Regions from separate parts of the Homo sapiens genome. Here region 1 is linked to region 2. A link is an interaction called in ENCODE POLR2A ChIA-PET data of the cell type or tissue named here. Cell type or tissue: PC-9. All regions are shown on one strand.

Region 1 (8,000 bases), 110 kb after region 2:
TTAAGTAGGTGGTATGATGAAATGAGCTTCCAGCTGGAAGCCTGAGTACCTTTTTATTTTAAGTATAATAGTTTTCCCAACTGACTCTATAGATTTGGGCAAGTCTTTTCTCTCGTATCCACCTCCTTTTCATTTGTAAATAATTAGGTTAAAGTAGATTTCTAAAGTCCCTTACTACCCTAAATTTGAGTGTGAGGAAATTTTAACAAATCCTAATGTGAACCATTTTTTAAACTTAGAGGCTTGAACTTTTTTTGGAAGCGGACACTAGTAAATAAGTAGTACTTTCTCTTTCAGAACCTTGGCCAGTACAGTTCCCACAAGCTACAGAGAAGCAAATTTGGAGTCAAGACCATCAGACTTCCAGTACTTGATATAGTAGGGGGTTGTCCCCATTTGGAATACTTCAATAATTTAAAGGGGTTTCTATCTCTTTAAGACATCATAATATTAGAGCTGAGCACAGTGGCTCATGCTTATAGTCCCAGCAATCCCAGAGCTTTGGGAGGCCAAGGCAGGAGGATCACTTGAGGGCAAGAGTTCGAGACCAGCTTGAGCAACATAGCAAGACCTCATCTCTACAAAAAAAAAATTTTTTTTTTTTTAGCTGGGCTGGGTGGTGGGTACCTGTAGTCCCAGCTACTTGGGAGGCTGAAATGGGAGGCTTGAGCTTGAACCCAGGAGTTTGAGGCTGCAGCGAACTATGATTGCATCACTGCAATCCAGCCTGGATGACAGAGTGAGACCTTGTCTCAAAAAAAAAAAAACTTGGTAATGTTAGAAGTATAATTTTTAAAATTTAAGTATATCTTATGGAAGGTAGGGACATTAAACAGTGTCATACTTTAAAATCCACTCAGGAACCAAGTCTTAGACTTTGAAGGATTAGCCTGTTTATCCTTATAGAATTTTTAATAGGGATTTAGGAAAATATCTTGGATTTTTGGTTTTATCTCTGTTATCCCCACTAAGAACCAATTAAGTGACAAATCCTGGATTTGATTTTGGGAAAATGTCTGTGCATAAGGAAGTGAAGACTCCCAGGAACATGCAGGCAATTAACGTTGCAAAGGTCAGTGATGGAAGTAATCCCTTGGACTGGGCGATAGAGCAGGCTTGCTAAAACCACAATTTCTGTGGTTGAGGAGTTTTTCATTGCCTACCCCATCTACACTGTGTAATAATTAGATGTGTGTGGTATTGTTTAATTACACATAAGTTATCCTGATGGGAATTATTAGTGTTGACATATATCCTGTTTACAGGAGGAGAAAATGAATCCAGGGAAGGCAGCTACTCATTTATATCTCTTTATGCTAAATGTTATTCTTTATTAGGTTCTGTGGGAGTTTACTTAAAAAGGAAATCGAAATTACTTGTTCTCCAATTTCACATCTTCTTAAGAAAATAATAACACTTTGCTTTTTAAAAGACATAAAAACATTTACCAAGCAAGTACAAAGGAGCATGTAGTAGCAAGGTACAAAAGGAAGCCTGGCTGAGTACCATGGCTCACACCTGTAATCCCAGCACTTTAGGAGGCTGACATGGGGGGATTGCTTGAGGCCAGAAATTCAAGACCATCCTGGGAAACATAGCGAGACCCCATCTCTACAAAAAATTAAAAAATTGGCCAGGCATGGTAGCACATGCCTGTAGTCCCAGCTAATCAGGAGACTGAGGTGGGAGGATCACTTGTGCCCAGGAGTTCAAGGCTACAGTGAGCCATGATCGTGCCACTGCACTCCAGCCTGGGTGACAGAGCAAGACCCCATTTCCAAAAAAAAAAGTATCTATAAATAAAATGCTACTCATGGATAAAATGTGGTCTATGGATATAAACATTCATAAAATTAATAAAGGCAAATGAATTACTGATATATGCCTGGATAAATCTTGAAAAAATGCATGTGAAAGGAGGCAGATACAAAAAGTCACAAATAGTATGATTTCATTTATAAGAAATATCCAGAATAGGCAAATCCATAGTGACAGAAAGTAGAGGAATTGTTAGGGGCTGTGGGGAGAGAGAGTGGGGTGTGACTGCTAATGGTACAGGATTTCCTTTTAAGGTGATGATATTGTTCTTGAAATAGTGGTGGTGGGTGCACAACTCTGTGAACATATTAAAAACCACTAGATTGTACAGTTTAAAATTGTGAATTTTGTGGCATGTGAATTATATGTCAGTTTTTAAAAAACGAGTTCCTCTGTAATGAGTTGTGGGTGTTTTCTACTTTATTCATTTTTGGAGTCCATGATATTCATTGATGAGGCAGATGTTATCTTTGCATATTTGTCAAGTATAGTTAGATTAAAAATTAGTGGACTAATGCAGTTATGGCAGTTTAAAATTATGTTTGAGAGAATTTGGGTTTCTAAATATCTTTGGTTAACATAAGACTGTAATTATAGCAAAGACACTTTCTTTTTTTTTTTTTTTTTTGAGACAGAGTCTCACTCCATCGCCCAGGCTGGAGTGCAGTGGCGCGATCTCGGCTCACTGCAAGCTCCGCCTCCCGGGTTCACGCCATTCTCCTGCCTCAGCTTCCCGAGTAGCTGGGACTACAGGCGCCCGCCACCACACCCGGCTAATTTTTTGTATTTTTAGTAGAGACGGGGTTTCACCATGTTAGCCAGGATGGTCTCGATCTCCTGACCTCATGATCCGCCAGCCTCGGCCTCCCAAATTGCTGGGATTACAAGTGTGAGCCACTGCGCCCGGCCAAAGACACTTTCAAATACTCATGATTGGATATGCCTCTGTGATTGACAGTGAGATTTCAAATGGGTTAAAGATTGCTCTGCAAAGAGGTTAACTGTTGAGATTGATACAGGCTATCTTCAACATATGTACATTGCTGTATATGACATTTACCTACCATTGTGCATCTGGGACTTCCTGATGGACCACAGGAATTCCCTTTTCTTCCCATTCTCTTCCAGATCTTTCTTCTACTTGAAACCCCTTATCTACAAAAATGAATAAACAACCCAATCTCATTTCTGATCGTGTCCTGGAATTGATCTAGGGCAAGGTCTGGAGAAGTGGTGGGAGACAGCAGACAGCTTTTGTTAGTCTTCTAACCCCAGCACTTTCTCAGCCTCATCTGTGTGTTCCTGTCTCACTCTGCAGACCTCACTTCACAATGCTCTTCAGATCCTTTAATGAATAGGAAATTGATTTTGGGTATTTCTATAAAATACAGCAAAGTCTTAGAAACTTGCAGTGTCCTTAAGAAGAAAGATCCCTTCTTATCTCCCTGCCAGTTTTTCTTTCTTTATGGCTCAAACACTAACTGATTTTTGCCATGGAGGTATTGTGCTTCAGACTGCTTTTGTGAACTGGTTTGAGGACATAACCGTTGTCTGTTATATTTTTCCTTCTTGTGGAAACATTCTGATTTCCCAGTAATAGTCTCAAAAAGGAACTTCTGAAATGCAAGCTACATGCATGTGTTAGGCTCCTTTTATTCTGGACCCATTTTGAGGAAACACATCTCTAAAAGAGGCTTTTGAAAAGCTAGCAAGAGCAAGTTATAGTGTAGATATCTAACACAAATAGGAATGACAACAAATCCCAGAAAAACCAGCTTCTCAAACAGTGTGAAAACCAGAGGAAAACTCTAACTTGATTAAAATTAATAAGTGTCACAACATTAGAAGGGAAGAGAGAGCTGGAAGGAAACAGGAACCCACCCACACAGGCCTCACTGCTTGGTGACTCAAGCAAATAGAAGCAAATTGATGTGGTATTCAAAGAGGTACAATAGCTAACATCTGTAGAAGGGAATGTACTGAAATTAAAAAAAAAAAAGAACTAAAAATATCAATGGTGGCAATATAGGGCACGAAGGAGCCACAGTGCAAGAAATAGGTGATACTGAAGATTCAAAAAAGGCGGGAGTTTCCACTCACGTTCTCATATAAAATGAATTGCAGAACAGAAGTCATAGGGAAATTTTCAAAGTTCACCATGTAAAAGAAACATTACAAAACATTATAACAGAAAAACAATATATATAGAACCAATGTATCTAGAAAACCTGATGAGGTTGTATAAGCTTTCAAAAAGTAAGACTACCAGAGGAAGTAGAAAAGGTTGGAATATACAGCTTATAAATAATCAGGGAGAAAAGTTATAGAAAACTTTGCTGAACTGAAAGGCCACCTCACTATGGTTAGTGAGAGTTTATGGTGTTCCACAACAAAAAAATTTCTTCCCTTCCTGAGTACTTAAACAATTTCCAGCATAAAAGAGCAGATTTTAAAATGTAATAGTTAAAAACAACTTGGGACCTTAAACTTGAAAGAAGAAAAAATCCCCGTGTAGTAGGAAATATTAGGTTCCTGGATAACAGACCATGCAGTTTCCTAAAGCTGGAAACATTTTGAAAACACTTAGAAAAGCTAATGGAACTTTGAAAGCACCTTACCAAAGATTATTTAACTTTAATCAGAGTAGTTAGCTGTTATCAAAGAGTAACTGTTATATAAATAAATAAAATTAACCAAGTTTTCAGACTAGCACTGTCCAATAGGACTTTCTGCAGTGATAACGTTGGAACGCTGTCCAAAACAGTAGCCACTAGTCACTTAAAATGTGGCTAGTGGGTCTGAGAAACTGAGTTTTTAATTTTATTTACTTTTGGTCAGGAGTGGTGGCTGACACCTGTAATCCCAGCACTTTGGAAGGCCAAGGTGGGAGGATCGCTTCAGGCCAGGAGTTCAAGACCAGCTTGGGCAATATAGCAAGACCTCGCCTCTGCAAAAAATTTTAAAAATTTAAAAAATTAGCCGGATACAGTGGCGCATATTAGTCCTAGCTACTCGGGAGGCTAAGGCAGGAGAATCGCTTGAGCCCAGGAGTTTCAGGCTGAAGTAAGTTATGGTCACTCCACTGCACTCCAAGTCTAGGAGACAGAGCAAGACCCTGTTTTCCAAAAAAAAAAAAAATGAAAATTCTTTACTCTTTATTTAAGTTTAAATAGGCACATATGGCTAGTGGCTGCACAGTATAAGCCTTTAGACCACGGTACAGAATGCAGTGTGATCATGTGGAATCCCATAAGATATTTCAGATTTTACCAGGATAGAATGAAGTGGGAAGGAGGATAAACATAACGATGTAAATTTTGTATCACTCCAGAGTTCATAAATTTTTAAATTGATAATAGAATAGTTATATGCTGATGTTTTCAGATTAGGAAAATCAATAGGGAATAAAAGCACAATTGCAGATACTGAAAAAGGTATGGAAGAGTATATATCAAACTGTTAATTAGAGCTTACCTCTGGAGGGGCGTGGTATTTTGGGGCAAGGGGGGAGTAAAAGATTACCACTTTTAATATACTTTAGTATATATTTATATATCACATGAAACATGTAATTTTTTAAAATAAAATTCTATATTATATGTAATTGAAAACAAGATGAATGAGGAAAATAAGATTTTAAAGTTTTTTGAAAAAGGAAGACAATAGGCAGCTTATTTTATTTTTCGATTTAAAGAGAAATAGAGTTTTACATCTACAAATCCTGTTAATTTTTTTAATGGCAGGAGAATAATAAACCTATAGCATAATAGAGTATAGTAAAAATACATCATTTTTTATGTTTATACAAATGGACTGATTAAATTTATCAAGATGAAAAGATGAAATGATGGTTACTGGTTAAAAACTAAAGTCTAACAATCTGTTGTTTATGAGACTGACTTTAAGTTTACTAAGGGACAAACCAGCTTGCCATGACCAAGTGTCAAGAAAAGCAGGACTACCCAGTTACAGCATAAGATAAAGTTGATTTCGGAGCAGAAGCTGAAGAGAACCTTAGTTCACAGTTTGTCAGTAGCAAGAACATGGGAGACACATGTTGGTGAAATCATATGATGAATGAATGATTATCTGAACAGAGAAACAAAATATGTAAAAAGCTGGCAGAAATGCTATAGAAGTTAAAAAATAGAATTGTTCTTAAGAGGTGTCACAGTTTGGGTATGAAGACTTGGTTTTGCCATTAATTAGCCCTGTGACCTTGATCTTAACCTCTCTCGCCCTCGATTCATTATGTGCAGTGAATACACTGGATTAGGTGACCTTACATTTTTCCCCACTTTTAAGTTCTGTGAGACTTCAACATTTCACTATCAAAATATGAAAATTAAGCAAATAATGAATTAGTAAATTATAGGGGTGGAAATAGCAAGAAAGGTGAAATTAAGTGATAAAGGAAAAATAATGATAATTGAGGAATCTTTTTACCTATTTCGTCCTTAAAAATTGGATGTAAAAGGATTTTGAAAACATGTTTGGAGTCTGAGGGAGCCCAGTGAATAACCAACACCCTTTTGCTTGTTTATGTTCTGAACATTGAGCAGTAACTCAAAGGAGTTACATAAGGATCCTAAAAATCACCTTTATTAGTGATAAAGGCTGAGGACATGCTTTAGTGTGCGAGTCAAATGGGTTTGCTAACTGAACTCCACAGTTAGACTCACCACTCACCCTGTCCTGAGCAGCAGCAGATGGGCTGTCTTAGAAGAAACCATGAAAACTTGAGGTTCTCTATGAAACCTCTCTAGTGGAGCTGAATTGAACACACCCCATTTATTCTTCCCAAATTTACGCTCAAATGAGTCATCCTTTCCAGAGGTAAAGTAATTAAAGGAGACTAGTACTATGTGGTGGAAATCCATCCTTATAGAAACCAGAAGAGAGTGGAAAGGTGTTTTCCCCCAGTAATAAGTACTATATATTCATTGTAGAAAAAATTCAGATGCAGAAGAAAATGCATAGCAGTCATAATCTAAAGATAACCACTGTTAACATTTTGGTGTCTATCCTTGAAGACTATATATTATTATTATTAAGTTTTAAGCAAGAATGAAATCATATATGTGTAGAATATGATAATTCCTAAAACAAATCAAATATTGGTAGATGTAACTCAAATTGGTTATGGACCTCTGCACCGTAAAACAAGTGTCGTGGACATGTCTGTGGAGCTGCCCAGCTCAGCGTATCCTCTCTGGAATTTGTCTGGTTCTCAAGGCTGGACCCTTAGCAGCTACATCTCTATTCCCTGACTCTGCATCTTAGGCCATAGCTGGCTGATCCAGGGGTGCGTAACTGAGCCAGAGTGGGCTAGTCAGGTTTTTTTTTTCCTCCCAAGAATTTGGAATTTTGAATTGAAAGACAGAGATGGGGAATCACTGTAGATGAATCACATTAAGTCCATGGGCTGCAGCTGAGGTCTTGAAAGCTGCTTGGGTTTCTGTTCCCTTTGAGACTTCTTAAACTTTTTGGGGCTTTGTTGTTATTGTTTTACCTTGGATTAAAAATGAAATTGAACAGAATTGTTGGTAACCTACAAAAATAATTCCCCTAGTTCAAATTTTAGAAACTTTGAAAAGATGTTTCCAAGTAATTTATTGTGCAAATGGCAATTTTACATTGAGGTTAAATTTTAAAACTAAAATCAGTTTATTGCCAGTGGAAATGGAAGGGACACAAGAGGAGAGAGGAGTTTATGGTTCATATTTTCTTTTCTTTTCTTTGAGACAGGGTCTTGCTCTGTTGCCCAGGATGGAGTGCAGTGGCATGATTGTAGCTCATTGCAGCCTCAACCTCTTGGGCTCAAGTGATCCTCCTGCCTCAGCCTTCCAAGTAGCTAGGACTACAGGCACATGCCACCAGGCCCAGCTAGTTTTTAAAATTTTTTGTAGAGCTGGGGGTCTCACTGTGTTGCGCAGGCTGGTCTTGAACTCCTGACCTCAAGTGATCCTCCTGCTTTGGCCTCCCAAAGTGTTAAGATTACAGGTATGAGCCACTGTGCCTGGTGCAACATGTATTTTCAAGGGAGATTTTGAATATGGCAAGTCATCTAAATTTTTTTTGATGAGGTGTGCTTATTCTTATCCAGTGATTCTTGGTGGACCTCAACAAAGCAGTGCCACCACTTCACTTCACCACTTCAGAGTGCATTTTGGAAAATTGTG
Region 2 (8,000 bases):
TCGTGATGATTTAGATGAACACCCTCATTTTACAGATAAGAAACTGAGGGCATCCAGAGAGGAAATGCATTTTGGAGGGGGGCTCTCTGGCCCATTTAGGGCCAAGCTGGGGCCAGAACCCCATCCCAGGACTCACAACCCAGGATCATTTCTTTGTATTTGGCACTTACCTGGAAATGTCTCAAAAGGTAGTTTTGGGGAAATAGTTTCTTGCCCTTGAAATGTCTGGTTAATAACCATCAGAGACACATCAAAAACTAGTGTCCAAATAAGGCATCTTGAAGCCCAGCTTGGTTGTTCTTCTCCCTCCTGTGTGTGATCAGTTGAGTTCTGAAGTCCTAGCCCGTCTCACTGCCATTCCACACCATGTAGAGCCCGTGTCCTCATTCTGGACTTTACAATTGGTTTCCTGATCACAGAGCTGAGCTCTATGGAACATGATGAATGGGAGAGAGGTGGAAAAGAAAGTCTTTTTTATAAAAACACAATGGCAGCACGAATTAATTGTTAATAGCCGAAAGGTAAGCTGAACTCATCTAATACTGTGTACTTCTCCTTGGAGATCGTGCGTATATGTGCTATAGGGGCTCTGAGTCTAAGGAAGCGGACTTGATGTGTCCAAGTTTATGCTCAATTCAGAGGGGGCATGGGACACATTTTGAGGTTCTGCACAGTGGATGCTGTGGCTGATGACTCCTGTGTGGGAGTCTCTCCTCACCCAGGCTGTCACCCACCCAGATCACAGTCCTGCTTCTTTCTATACAGGTGCTGCACTGTAAAGTATAGCGTTTCTGAAAACATGATCCTTGAAGCCCACGTCTAACACCCCTCTGCTCGTTTGGGACTCACACTGGTTCCCGAGCTAGTGAAGGAGGTTATCGGCTTTCGGAGCCTCTTTAGGTCCTGTTTACATGGCTAGCTGAAGGCAGGAGAGCAATTCATTCTCCCTATCTGTAAAATGTCAGCACCTTTTCTAGATTTGTTTTCAAGATGAAATTTCCTTTTCCCCTACTGAATACACTTGGGGATTTTTTTTTTAAGGTTTGGGGAATTCATTCTGCAACTTAAAAGGCTTTGTTTGCCCAGAGTCTGCTGGCAGATTCCCTTGTCCTCTCCACTAATCTTGATGACCATCATTATTTATCCCTAATTCCTTCAAATGCAGAGTTAGGCCTCCAGCTGCAAATTGGGAGCTGGGTCTTGGAAGAAGAGCTAGAAAAGTGATAGGAGGGAGCCCAGCTGAGATAACAGGACTGACTCTCAGTCCATTGGGTTTGGTTTTGTTGACAGAAAGGATAAGGGTGGCCTCTTCCCCCTGCTTTTCTTTCCCTGTTGCTATACTTACAGATATATTAGCATCCTGTTTGCCCACATTTAGCTTTATTTTTTCATCAAGAGCCTCTCTAGGAAAGTAGTAAAGGACTGTTGTCACTTTGACAGCTCCCCTGTCGCCTTTCTATCGTCTGGTGCTCCACCCCACTGGCTAGGCTACATCTCCTGCCCTCATTCTGTCCCCTCATCCCCTCAGCTCTCCCTACTCCCCAAGGCATCATACTTGACTTGGGGATCCCAGTGGGTTTGTGCCTCCCCTGAAATTACAGGCAAAATGTTGCATTATGTGGGTTGGAGCATCTTTCTGAAGAGAGGGGTCCATAGTTTTTAGTCAAATTCTCAAAAGGAGTCATGAATCAGAATACGTTGAAGAACTACTTGCCGTAAGCAGCAACAATGACTGAATTTTCAAGCCCAGCCATTGTGTGGGCTCTTCCAGCCTGTCTCCAGCTGCAACTGCCCACCCAACCTCTGCATAGAACCAGGCCTTCATCCCTCTTATGGGGCAATGAGGTCCATCTCCACTAGGCGATGGGACTACAGCTGGTGCTGACTTCAGACTGGCTTCCCCAGCCACTCAGCAGGGCTGGCCTGGCCCCTGAAAGTCGCTATCATTCACTCATCCTGTGCCAAACACCATCGAGACCATACATCTGAGGCCAACATATCTTTCAAAATCTCATAAAAATGAGGCAAATGGGGCTAAAATAGCATTACCCACACTACTGATTCCCTCATATCATAAAGATAAGGGATGTAACCTTTATAACACAGCACAGCTGGCTATTTTAATCATGTGTTTGGGTCTTTTTCCTAAGAAAAGGGGTGTTTATGAACTTGCTTGATTATGGTCATATCACCCTTCCTTCTGAACTCAGCAGAAGACAAGGGTTAACTTGTGCCACATAGAAGGGAGCTAAAACCTAGAGTAAACGTGGACTTGCCCGAAAACTCACCCAGGAGGAGAACAAGCTGACCTTCAATGCCTGTCCTGGCCAGAGACTCTTGTGCACTTTGCATTTTCAGTCTATGCAACAGTTGGGCAGGGTGTCTTTCTCAGTGAGCAAACTGAGGCTCACCAAGGGTCAGCTGCCTTCCAGGCCCCACAGACAGTAGGTGTAGATCTGGTGTTGGGGCTCCACCCTGCACAGTGAATTACAACATGAAATATCCTGGCAGGACTCAGTGGTCTGGCTCTGAAACCTGTTCCTTTCCACAGCCTGACACAGCCTCCCCGGGCAGTGAATTACCATGGTGGGGCCCGCTCCCAGAGTGATCCAGACCTCCCTGAGTAACAGTCCTCCCTGTGGGGAGGTCCTTCTGCACGTGGGACTCAGTAACCCCTTTCCTCTCATTCCAACCCAGATGAGCAGTGAGGAAACTAAGTCCTTCCTAGGCCAGAATCCCATGAGAGGACTCAAAAAACACCTTAGCCCCTCACTGGCTCATCCAGTCATTCTCAACTCAGGCCTCCTGTCCCCAGCCACCCTGGCCAGGGCATCCAGCTTTTGGTACCAGTGAGACCAGGGCTTTGTGACCACAGAGGGTCATGCATGATTGTGATGGGAAGGGACACTCCAGTGGGTACTCATGCCATCACTCAGTCATTCAACTAATATCTGAGTGCCCACTCTGTGCCAGGCACTGCCATAGGAGCTGGTTTTAAAACAGTAAATGAAGTAGGAAAAGTTCCAGCTTTTGGGACTTTTCTAGTGGGAAAGAGGCAGTAATGCAGGTGAACAGCTGTGTCATATCCTCAGGTAATGTCACCAGCTATGAAGAAAGCAAAGCAGGGTAATGGGGGAGAGAATACCATTTTTGGAGGGGGTGGTCACTGAGGCCCCTCTGAGGAAGGAACATTTGAACAGAGACTGAAGGAAGCAGGGAAGGAAGAGGGACAAGGTGACAACAAGAGCATAGCCCTGAGCTGAGGACACTGTGCTTAAGGCGTTTCAGGAGGCAGGAGGCCAGGGTGGTGGAGCCATGAGCAAGGGGCAGGATGGTAGGAAGTGAGGTTGAGGAGGACCGTGGACCAGATCCAGGCAGTGTTGGCTAGGACAAAAAAAATGAGATTTTATTCTAAGTGTTATGGGCCAACACTGGACATTTATGAAGGATCACTCATGTCCATGTGATGACCAGACCCAGGATGAGTCAGAGGGAAAGCAGGGAGCACAATGGGGGGTTGCCACAATAGGGACAGGAAGTGATCAGATTCATAACCTCTTTGGCTGTAGAGCTGATATGAGTTGCTGGTGAGCTGGGTATGGAGAGAGAGAGAAGTTAAAGATGACTCAGTTTTCATGGGGGAGTGAAGACCAATGGTGGGGCTGGGGGGCACGATCAAGAGTTTAGTGCATGTGAAGTTTAAGATTGCTATTTGACCTCTCAAGCGGTCCTGTCACATAGGCAGGTGTTTAGGTGAACCTGGAGTTGAGGGGGAGGTCAGAGTTGGAGGTGGGATACAGGGAGCCATCCACACACAGAGGCCATTCACTGCCCTGGGGTTGAATGAGGTCCCTGGAGAGTACAGAGGTGGCTATAAGAAGAGGGAGAGAGAGAGAGGCAGGGGCAGGACAGGGGCCTGCGAAGAAGACTAAGAAGGAAGTACTCCAGTGAGATGGGAAGAAACCCAGGAGATGGGGGTGTCCCAGAAACCAAATGCTAAGAACTTCAAAAAGGAAGGAATGATCAAGATTAGTGTGCCAGGCCAGGTGTGGTGGCTCACACCTGTAATACCAACACTTTGAGAAGCAGGTGAATTGCTTGAGCCAGGAGTTCAATATCAGCCTGGGCTACATGGTGAAACCCTGTCTCTACAAAAAATACAAAAGTTGCCTGGATGCTGTGGGGCATGCCTGTAGTCCCAGCTACTCAGGAGGATGAGCCAGGAGGACAGCTTGAGCATGGGAGGTTGAGGCTACAGTGAGCCAAGATTGTACCACGGTACTCCAGCCTGTGGGACAGAGGGAGACCCTGTCAAAAAAAAAGAAGAAAGGAAGAAAAGGAAGAAAGGGAAGGAAGGAAGGAGGGAAGGAAGGAAAGGAAGGAAGGAATGAAGGTAGGAAGGAAGGAAGGAAGGAAGAAAGGAAGGAAGGAAGGGTCAGGTGCTGCTGCCAAATAAAGATGAGCCTGAGCACTGGCTATTGGGTTTGCCAACATTGAGGTCATTGGTGACCTTGCAAGAGGGCTTCAGGGGAGTGATAGTAACAATAGCCTCATCTCAGGCAAACAGAGACTGAGTCACCTGCTCAAGGTCACCCTAACTAGCAGAGTGGGAAGTTAAACCCAAGCCTTGGTGCCTAACCACTGTGATCCACTGTTATCTTGGCCCCTGGGCACTTCTGATTATTGCTGAGCTGATTTTGATCCACCCCTCCTTTCTTGGCCTCAGCCCTGCCATATTACTAAGTCTGCTCCCACCCCCACATTTATTTATTTATTTATTTTGAGACAGAGTTTCACTCTTTTTGCCCAGGCTGGAGTGCAGTGGCATGATCTCGGCTCACTGCAACCTCTGTCTCCTGGATTCAAGCCATTCTGCTGCCTCAGCCTCCCAAGTAGCTGAGGTTACAGGCACCCGCCAACACGCCCAGCTAATTTTTGTATTTTTAGTAGAGAAGGGGTTTCACCATGTTGGCCAGTCTGGTCTCAAACTCCTGACCTCAGGTGATCCACCCGCCTCAGCCTCCCAAAGTGCTGGGATTACAGGCGTGAGCTACCGCGCCTGGCCCACATTTATTCTTTAAATCATCACAGACAACTAACGGGTATTATGTGAAACTAAATAAAATTGCTGTTTTTGTAGGTCAAAAACACTTCAATACTGGCGAATGGTGTAGTTCAACCTGATCTGAGCATACAAAGTACTTAGCACCGTGCATACATGGAGTCAATACCCAGTAAATGTCAGCCATCACCTTACGACTTGGCCACACCTCCCTCACTCTTCTATTGAGGTGATGTTATTTCGGTTTTCCTTGTGAGGAAGCTCAGACTCAGAAAAGTTCAGGAACTTGCCCAGGGACTCACAACTCCTAAGCAGCAGAGCCAGAAAGCGCAAGCATCCTGATCTCTCTTCCTTACTACGCTAGCACACTGCTTGCACTCAGTCAGAGAGAGAGGCCAGCAAGGAGGGATGAGCCAACCCAGGGAGAGGCTGGAGCCCAGCCCCTCTGCCCTGCCCCACTGGGGGCCCCTAGAAGCTGGACCCCTCCCAGAAGCTTCCCAAGACCTCATGCCCCCTGCGTGGGGTCAGAGTTCAGGGAACCAGCCTCTTGGGGGAGATTAAAAAAAAAAAAACGCTGCCCAGAGAGCTTGAGTCCAGAGCCCAGGAGTGGGAGGGGTGAGGCATTGTCTATATAAGGACACATTTTCCTCTCAATGTAGAGGCCCCCCACTTCCTCACACCTCCATCTTCCTCCCCCACACTTCTTTGGGGACACAAGCAAAGGACTTCAGCCTTGGGGGCCTAGATCTAGAAATGGAGTTTAATTTCATCACAAAATGATTAAAATAGAAAATACAAGCTGCTCTTAAACTTATATTACTATTATTTTTATCCCCTGGGCAGCCATGTGAGCACAAAGCTGGTTTTGATTAGGCACATGGCCCTTCGAGCCCACTCCTTGCTGCAGTTCGCATGGAGGTCTGCTGGCTCCGCATCCCTGGCAGGGCCCCGTGGTGCATGCACAGCCCCACCGTGCTGACACTTCAAGTGGAGCGCGGCCACCCCCTGGGGCTCCGAGTCTGGGGTGTGCCTAGTTTGAAAGGGGGACTTCAGCCCCTTTCCTCATGGCCAGATGGAAAGATAAAGTGCTGCAGAAACTTCTAAAAATAAGACTCAAAGCACATTACAGGGTAGTGTACTGACACGTCCAGTGAAAACCCAGCACCCTAGGGCCGAGGACGGAGGCAGAGGCAGATGGGGCAGGGCAGGGAGTGTTTTCTGAAGGTGGAAAATTTTAAAGCTGATTCAGAAGGAGGTAAGGGAATGTGGCTATCAAGAGGAATTAATTCATAAGTGATCATTTTCATTTTCTTTTTTTTTTTTTTTTTTTCATTTTTTGGAGACAGGGTCTCACTCTGTCATCCATGCTGGAGTTAAGTGGCATGATCACTGCAGCGGCACGATCATTGCAGCCTCAAGCTCTGTGGGCTCAGGTGATCCTCCCACCTCAGCCTCCAAAGCAGCTGGGACTACAAGCACATGCCACAGTGCCTGGCTAATTTTTGTAAATTTTGTAGAGACGGGGTTTCACCATGTTGCCCACGCTGGTCTTGAACTTCTGGGTCCAAGTGATCCAACTGCCTTGGCCTCCCAAAGTCCTGGGATTACAGGCGTGAGCCACCACGCTGGGCTGATAAATGATCATTTCCTGCTTTCCAAAACACCGTTGCATGTGTTCTCTCCTTTGGGCGTCAAAACACCATGAGGTAGAGAAAATAAGTGATTCCCTTGTACAGATGTGGAAACAGAGATGGGACAGTTTAAATTATTTGCCCAAGTTCCCAAGGTTGCTGATGACAAAGCCAAAGCTAGAGCTGTACTCTCTTGGCCTCTACTGTGGTGATGCTTGGAAGTAAAGCCCAACACAACCCCATGAGGACGAAAGGAGTCTCAGTACCTGCTGCCCTTCTTTCAGGAGCCCAGGAAAACTGGGCCTCTCATACTTTGCTTTCTTGTGCCTCAGCTTACTCATCAGTTAAAAAAGCAAACCTGATCCTTCTTCTTCTCCCTCCTCTATGCTCCAAGACTCACCAGGAGAATGAGTGCTGAAGCCAAGGAGTGCAGAACTGCATACATAGTCTGCCCTGTACTCCTCTTCCTTAAGAAGGGCCGGGTGCCGTGGCTCACGCCAGTAATCCCAGTACTTTGGGAGGCTGACGCAGGCAGATCACCTGAGGCCAGGAATTCAAGACCAGCCTGGCCAACATGGCGAAACCCCATCTCTACTGAAAATACGAAAAATTAGTCAGGCGTGTACTCAGGAGGCTACTCAGGAGGCTGAGGCATGAGAATCACTTGAACCTGGGAGGCAGAGGTTGCAGTGAGCCGAGATCATGTCACTGCAGTCCAGCCTGGGTGACAGAGTGAGATTCCATTTCAAAAAAAAAAAGGGGCCAAACAAAACAATTACTGGGTACACCTTTCTTTACATTGTCATTGGTGACTGTTAGAAATGCTGGTCTTCAAGGAAGGGAAGAAGGGAGAGGCCCGGACAAGGGAAGCTTAGACTGACTCCATGCCCCTGGTTTATGGCACCCTCATCCCCAGATATCAAGGGGAGGCTCTGCTAGGTTTTTCTGCCTCTTGGAATAGTCCTGGAGCCACTCCCTGCGCACTCCCTGTGCTTGAGGAGAGACGAGGAGTTTTCTGTTGGCCAAATATCAGTCATCCATGGAGCTTCTGGATCATATCGTGCCCAGACCCCAACCCAGACCAATGAAACCAGGACCTGTGGGGTGTGATACCCTGGCACACGTGCTTCTAACATACAGCTGAGGCTGAGATCCACCGAGGCTGACAAATAACTATGTCCAGAGGATTTTTCTGTAGCTGAGAATGACCACGATCCTTGGGGAAAATGTCCAGTGTAAGAAAATGAAATCATCCCTGCCCCATGGCTTTCTGCTTCTCTGTGTCCTCATGGAACTGGCATGCTGGG

What was found. ChIA-PET counts read pairs that join two places held together with the same protein. Peaks named below come from ENCODE experiments on the same cell type or tissue, not always from the same donor. Only the 100,000 strongest peaks of a DNase experiment are listed, where the experiment ranks them.
Region 1: POLR2A ChIA-PET joins it to region 2 with 11 read pairs; 2 of 35 experiments call an interaction of 5 or more read pairs at or near these places.

The regions. Positions count from the first base shown.
Region 1 is chr3:123,572,067-123,580,066 of GRCh38, reverse strand. All of the region lies in intron 2 of HACD2 (3-hydroxyacyl-CoA dehydratase 2), which reads left to right. Among named protein-coding and RNA genes, the nearest start is that of HACD2, 9.0 kb to the left of the region's middle. In PC-9, no CTCF peak of the experiment used is centred here; no DNase peak of the experiment used is centred here; H3K27ac peaks cover 528 bases.
Region 2 is chr3:123,684,005-123,692,004 of GRCh38, reverse strand. All of the region lies in intron 19 of MYLK (myosin light chain kinase), which reads left to right. It overlaps MYLK-AS2 (MYLK antisense RNA 2), which reads right to left and starts at 2,361. Exons shown (of 3, transcript NR_046629.1): 1 at 2,289-2,361; 2 at 171-428. In PC-9, no CTCF peak of the experiment used is centred here; a DNase peak (open chromatin) is centred at 3,504; H3K27ac peaks cover 353 bases.